Regions from separate parts of the Homo sapiens genome. Here region 2 is linked to region 1. Evidence: chromatin contacts called from ENCODE Hi-C data. All regions are on one chromosome and are shown on one strand. Each heading gives the region's core, a stretch centred on a gene start or an enhancer-like site at or near the end of the contact. The rest is flanking DNA. Distances are from core to core; before and after follow the strand shown. Region 1 has its middle 89 kb from the start of SCARB1. Region 2 overlaps LOC124903083 (a long non-coding RNA gene).

The links. Hi-C counts contacts between places; a loop is a spot of excess contacts on that map. Pooled maps may share reads with other maps.
Region 2: a loop to region 1 is called in a pooled map, with 10 times the contacts of the local background. The contact joins two enhancer-like sites. A Hi-C loop is called at or near these places in 2 of 50 pooled maps.

Annotation. Positions count from the first base shown.
Region 1 is chr12:124,773,087-124,776,278 of GRCh38, forward strand. No RefSeq gene overlaps it. Among named protein-coding and RNA genes, the nearest start is that of SCARB1, 89 kb to the right of the region's middle. RefSeq lists a silencer at 977-1,271 and enhancers at 1,182-1,341, 1,352-1,401, 1,462-1,621. Within about 2 kb of position 1,710, at least 14 of the 41 ENCODE cell types and tissues checked have a DNase peak (open chromatin) inside an H3K27ac peak, as active enhancers do.
Region 2 is chr12:128,828,174-128,831,228 of GRCh38, forward strand. It overlaps LOC124903083 (a long non-coding RNA gene), which reads left to right. Exons shown (of 2, transcript XR_007063602.1): 2 at 1-1,273. Among named protein-coding and RNA genes, the nearest start is that of SLC15A4, 5.7 kb to the left of the region's middle. RefSeq lists enhancers at 1,598-1,667, 2,238-2,347. Within about 2 kb of position 1,783, at least 10 of the 41 ENCODE cell types and tissues checked have a DNase peak (open chromatin) inside an H3K27ac peak, as active enhancers do.

The sequences.
Region 1 (3,192 bases), core at 460-2,959:
ACTGGGAGGAACGTCCTTAATAGTTAGGTATTTATTTTAATGGCGACTGGAAAACTATTACTTGCCCAAAGGACCCATAATTTCACAGATATGACTGCCTTCCTTTTAAAATAAAATTCTTTAAGAAAAAAAGTAAGCCAAATTAAATCAACATGGTAAGTAGTGGAGTCCCATCGTTGGCAGGGGCTGGCGCCTGAAGTGAAGGCATGAGAAGAAAGTCTCGCAGAGTCAAAGATGCTCAGAATCAGAGACACTGAAGCTCGACCGGGTGTCCCGAACCCCAGCCCTCCAGCTGTGGGGCAGGCGGTGCTTCCCTCCCTGAGCCCTGGCTAAGGTCGTTGGCTGGGCTTAAGACCAAGGATGTGTCCAAACGCACACCCTACAAAAAAATCAAACCTCACTCAGAAGCAAGATGTTCACCCAATGAGACACACGGGAGGCTAAGTCCCTCGGGAACACACACACACACACACACACACACACACACACACACACCCCACACACACACAAACACAAGAATGACTTAAGGGCCAGGGCAGTGGCTCATGCCTGTTATCCCAGCACTTTGGGAGGCCGAGGCGGGCGGATCGCTTGAGCCTGGGAGTTGGAGATCAGCCTGGGCGACACGGCGAAACCCCATCTTTACAAAAATATACAAAAAATTAGCCGGGTGTAGTGGCACAGGCCTATAATCCCACCTACTTGGGAGGCTGGCTGAGGTGAGAGGATCGCCTGAGCCTGGGAGGTTGAGGCTGCAGTGAGCAGTGATTGTGCCAGCCTAGGTGACAAAGTGAGACCCTGTCTCCAAAAAAAAAAAAAAAAAAAAAAAAAAACCGAATGCCTTCTGGGGCCTGTCTTTTTTTCTGTTTTATGAGCAGGTAGACTTGAATGCAAGAGTTAAAACTGTCTGTGATGTGTTGCATACACAGATTAAGTCAAAATCCTCACCGTGGCTATCAAATAACCAAAGCTGGCCTCAGCTTCCCAGAGGATCAGACATGGGGAGTTTGAAGGGAACCATCCTCGGGGCCTGGACTCTCTCCTGAGCTTGTCACTCGCCTGCCATTTCCCCGGGCAGGTCACAAGACCCCCCACCCCTCCACTCTACAGCCAACGGGCAAAGCCTCCCTGACCTCCAGCCCCAATCAGAGGGAACTTCCCGGACACAGGTTTCGAGAACCCATCTAAAGATTGGGTAAGAAATGCTTTTGCAAGCCGGTGGTTTCCACTTTGCTGCTTTCTACAAATTTGAAGAAAGGTCAAACGGACCTGTCTGCTGGGAGATCAGTGAGAATCGCTTCCAATGACAGATCGCCGTGTGACATTCGCATACTACCCAGAAGGAGTATAAGAATTCCACTCCCAGTGACTTCCTTATGAAAACAAGGCTTCTCTGCACTTGCAGGGACAAAGAATTGATGGTAAAAATTGGTTTCATTCTAGCAATACGTGACAGTCATTCACGGATACATGAATTAATTGGGGGTGGAGAGGAAGTCCCACTCATCTCAGGACAAGAAGTATTTCTAAGCAAATAAAAGCCACAATGAGAAACCACTACGAAGGGCTGAAGTTTTTTAAAACTGAAAACACCAAGATGCTGGTGAGGACGCAGAGCTGATGGGAATGCAGCCTGGTACAGCGACTGTGAAACTGGCAGTCCCCCAAAAGTGAAACGCAGAGCTCCAGTTTGACTCAGCAGCTCCACTCCGAGGTATACACCCCAGGGAAATGAACGTACGCCTTCACACACAAATCTGTACATGAACGTTCACAGCAGCTTTGTTCATAGTTGCTGATGTGGTTTGGCTGCGTCCCTGCCCAAATCTCATCTCGAATTGTAGTTCCCATAATTCCCATGTTGTGGGAGGGAGCCAGTGGGAGATCATTGAATCATACGGGCGGTTAACCCCATACTGTTCTCCTGGTGGTGAGTAAGTCTCACAAGATCTGATGGTTTGATCGGGGGTTTCCCCTTTCACTTGGCTCTCATTCTCTCTTCTCTGGTCCCATGTAAGACATGACTTTGCTTCTCCTTTGCCTTCCACCATGATTGTGAGGCCTCCCCAGCCATATGAACTGTGAGTTCATGAAACCTTTTTTCTTTAAAAGTTACCCAGTCTTGGGTATGTCTTTATCAGTGGCGTGAAAACCAACTAATGCAATTGCCAAAGGCTGCAACCACTCTACGTGTCCCTCAATAAGTGAACGGCTGAAAAGCACTGGTGTGTGCACCCCATGGAGTTCTGCTCAGCAGTGAAAAGAAAGGAACTATTGCTACACACAACAACAGGCATGCATCTAGAGACAGTGCTGAGTGAAGGAAGCCAGGCTCAGAGGGTTACAGGCTGTAGATCCCATTTAGAACATTCTGGAAAAGGTAAAAATAGCTAGTGGCCAAGGGCTAAGCATGGGGATGAGGGACTTCCCTACAAAGTGGGAGGAAGGCAGCACAGGTCGCAGGCTGGGTGCAGTGGCTCACGCCTCTAATCCCAGCACTTTGGTAGGTTGAGGTGGGACTAATGCTTGAAGCCAAAAGTTTGAGACCAGCCTGGGCAACAGAGCCAGACCCCCATCTCTACAAAAAAAAAATTAGCCAGGTGTGGTGGCACACATCTGTGGTCCCAGCTACTCGGAAGGCTAAGTCAGGAGGCTCTCCTGAGCCTGGGAGGTGAAGGCTGCAGTGAGTCAAGATTGAACCACTGCACTCTAGCCTGGGCAACAGAGCGAGACTCTGTCTCAAAAAAAAAAAAAAAAAAATTATGGGAGCCCACTGTAAAACAAACAAAAACAAAGGGAAGACATGAGGAAATCTTGGGGGATGATGAAATTGTTTTGTCTTGATTGTAGGGGTAATGACTCAACTCTATAAACATGTCAAAATTCATGGAATTGTACACACACTCACACACAACTCTAATCTGTAAATGAAAAAGATATATAAAATGCATACCAAAAGGACATGCATTCCAATAAAATTTTGCTACTTTGATATGTCACATAAAACATAGTAATATAGTTTTGACCAATTGTGTCCTGAGACTTGAAAGGCAATCCAGATGGTATAGGCTAAATGTTTGTGTTGACCCAAAATTCCTGTTGAAGCCCTAACCTCCAGTGTGGCTGTGTCTGGAGATGGGGCCTCTAAGAAAATAATTAAATGAGGCCCTGATCTGATAGCATCAGTGTCCT
Region 2 (3,055 bases), core at 533-3,032, 4.1 Mb after region 1:
AATTCTCCATATCTGCATAGTCCAGCGCAGGAGCCACTAGCTATGTGTGGCTATTGAAACTAGTTAAAATTAAATAAAATGAAAAATTCTGTTCCTCAGTTACACTAGCCATATTGCAAGTGGTTTGTGGCTAGTGGCTACCGTATTGGACAGCATAGTCTATTTCACACCATCATTGCAGTAACTTCTATCAGCAACCCCATTCTTTTTTTTTTTTTTTTTTTTTTTGAGACGGAGTCTTGCTCTGTTGCCCAGGCTAAAGTGCGATAGTGCCATCTCGGCTCACCATTACCTCCACCTCCCAGGTTCAAGTGCTTCTCCCGCCTCAGCCCCCCAAGTAGCTGGGATTACAGGCATCTGCCATCATACCCAGCTAATTTTTATATTTTTTATAGAGGTGGGGTTTTACCATGTTGGCCAGGCTGGTGTTGAACTCCTGAAGTCAGGTGATCTGCCTGCCTTGGCTTCCCAAAGTGCTGGGATTACAGGCTAGAGCCACCACGCCCGGCCAGCAACTCCATTCCGTACTAAAATGTAATGGATATGATTGACTAATTAGCCAACATCCATACTCTTTCTTTTTCCAAACAATCCTGATTCTCTTCACATATTTGTCTTCCTTAACCCACCCCTGTCCCCACCAGCTTCCCATGTAGCTCAGGAGAACCTGACTTCATCCTTGTTCCCAGATAGAACTAGCCCACACCAGTACTAGTCTCATGCCTCTTCATGGTGACCAGTTCAGGAACGCAGACTCTAACCTTTCAGGACACGAAATTTCCCTGGTGCCTGCGGTTACTGACCCAGCAGTGGACAAATGAGGTAAGTTGACCCAGTCAGACTAGAGGCAAGGCCACTTATTGGCTGACTGTGGGCGAGGCACATGCTCCCAAACTGGATGTGAGTTAGGAAACCTGCAGCTCTAATAGCTCCTGATGGCTATTGACAACCATGAGATGAACCAGCTTAGGATGAGACTGACTTGGGGGATGGCACAGGAGACTCAGGGAGAAGTGAGATAATAAGTCTTAACATTGTTTAAGCCACTGTGTTGGGTTTTCTGTTATTTGTATTACTTGTGGCCCCAAGCCACCTATCATAATTCTATCAAAAATGGAAAAAATAAAAGAACTGGAAGGCTAGGGCAGGAGAATTGCTTGAACCCAGGAGGCAGAGGTTGCAGAGAGCCGAGATCGCACCACTGCATTCAGCATGGGCGACAGGGTGAGACTCCGTCTCAAAAAATAAAAAATAAAAAAATTAAGGAACAAGAGAGGCCAGCCTGATTTTTTTCTCATGCCTGACCCATGAGTTTTCTGCTGGGCTTCTGTAATGATTGGGTTTGCAGCCCCTGTACTGAGCCCCCAGTGATGGTATAGCTAAAGAATTGATGTAAGGTGATTCCTCCCACTTTATTGGATATGCTCGCAATATACTTCTGCCCCAAAAAGTGATCCTATGAGTCTCTCCTTTGCAGCTAAAATTAATAAATGACCCAACCCATACAGTAGGCATCTAAGGGATAGGTAACCGTGTCTTCCAAAATAACATTTTTGTCTATTGGCTCTTCACCTCAAGGGCCCTCTAGAAAAGGGGCAAGGACACTCTTTGCAAAGGTGCCTGTGGTGTGGACTAGACTTGGAAACACAGGGTTCTCCCTTCTCTGGTACCACTTTGTCTCCTGAGCCTCACCCAGTGCAGAGCTCGAGTGGGTGTGATTTAAGGCAGTGAACTGAGAAACCGTCACAGACAGGACATTCAGGGGACTGCCTGACTCCTCTGGCTGTTTCATGACATTTCTGCCGTAGTTTCACATCTCTGTTGAGTTGCTCACTCCTCACCGCCAGACAGTTGCCTCTCCTTACTGACAGTTTCAGCTTCCTCAAAACTTCGGGTTAGAAGCAGCTGTCATAGCCTTTCTGTGCCATCTGTACATCACTAACTCACTCAACAAACAACTGTTGAACACCTGCCCCCTGAGTCATGACAGCTCAGCCTCAGCTCAGCTCAGCCTCAGCACTCACGGCCAGTGCTTCAGCTTCTCCAATTTCCCAGATCCCTAGGGAGGGACTCGGATAGGCCCCCTCACCTTTGTGCATCAGGCCATAGCATAAGTCATTAGCCATAGTACAGCCACAGGCCATGCCACACATCTTTTGAATCTCCTTGGGTACAGAGAGTTGCCATAAATTCTATTTACTTCAAGGAGTCACTGTTGCAACCACTCTTTCTGGCTACAAATACTCTTGATAGAAGCAGAAGGTATAAAAAGTGAAATCAATAAAAACACAGGCAACCAACGGAATAGAATCAGGTGTTAAATCCTTGATCCTAAACCAAAGCCACACTAATCTACTTTTAGTATGAACTAATTCAGCTCCCAGAATGACTTGCATTTATTTTAACAGAGGATGTGAGAGTGTACGGTCAGGAAGCTGATTTTGATTTGACTTGTTTCAGGCACTCATTTTATTTGACCCTTGCGAGTAGCAACGTCTGTTTCTTGCGTACTTTTCCACCTGTGTTTAAAAAACCCCCAAGACGTGCAAAAGTTGGGCTTCGCCAATAGAAGCAGGGAGGTGAAGAGAGAGAGAGAGAGTAAGTGAAAGAAAATGAACTTCTGCTTCCTTCTATTGCAAGAAGCGCAAGATGGTGTGACCACACCTAAGATCCTATTTTAACCACCACTTTCACAATTCCTTGTAAGCAACCTTAGCCTAAACTGTAATCATATAATAGTTCGTTGGTAATTATAAGTGTATTTGTTTTCTAGATTAGGCCTTACAGGAAAGATCAAGGAAGATGAATACAAAGAACAAGAACAGAAGCACTAATACAAAATAACTGATTGTATGAAGTGAAATCAGCCAGGCACAGAGAGATACATACCATGTGCTCTCACTCATATATAGAAGCTAAAAAAGTTGATCTCATAGAAGTACATGTTTCAAAATCCTACCTTATGCCCCATAATTATGAACAATTATTATATCAATTAAAAATAATGAGGCCAGGCGTGGTGGCTCACGTCTGTAATCCCAGCACTTTGGGAGAC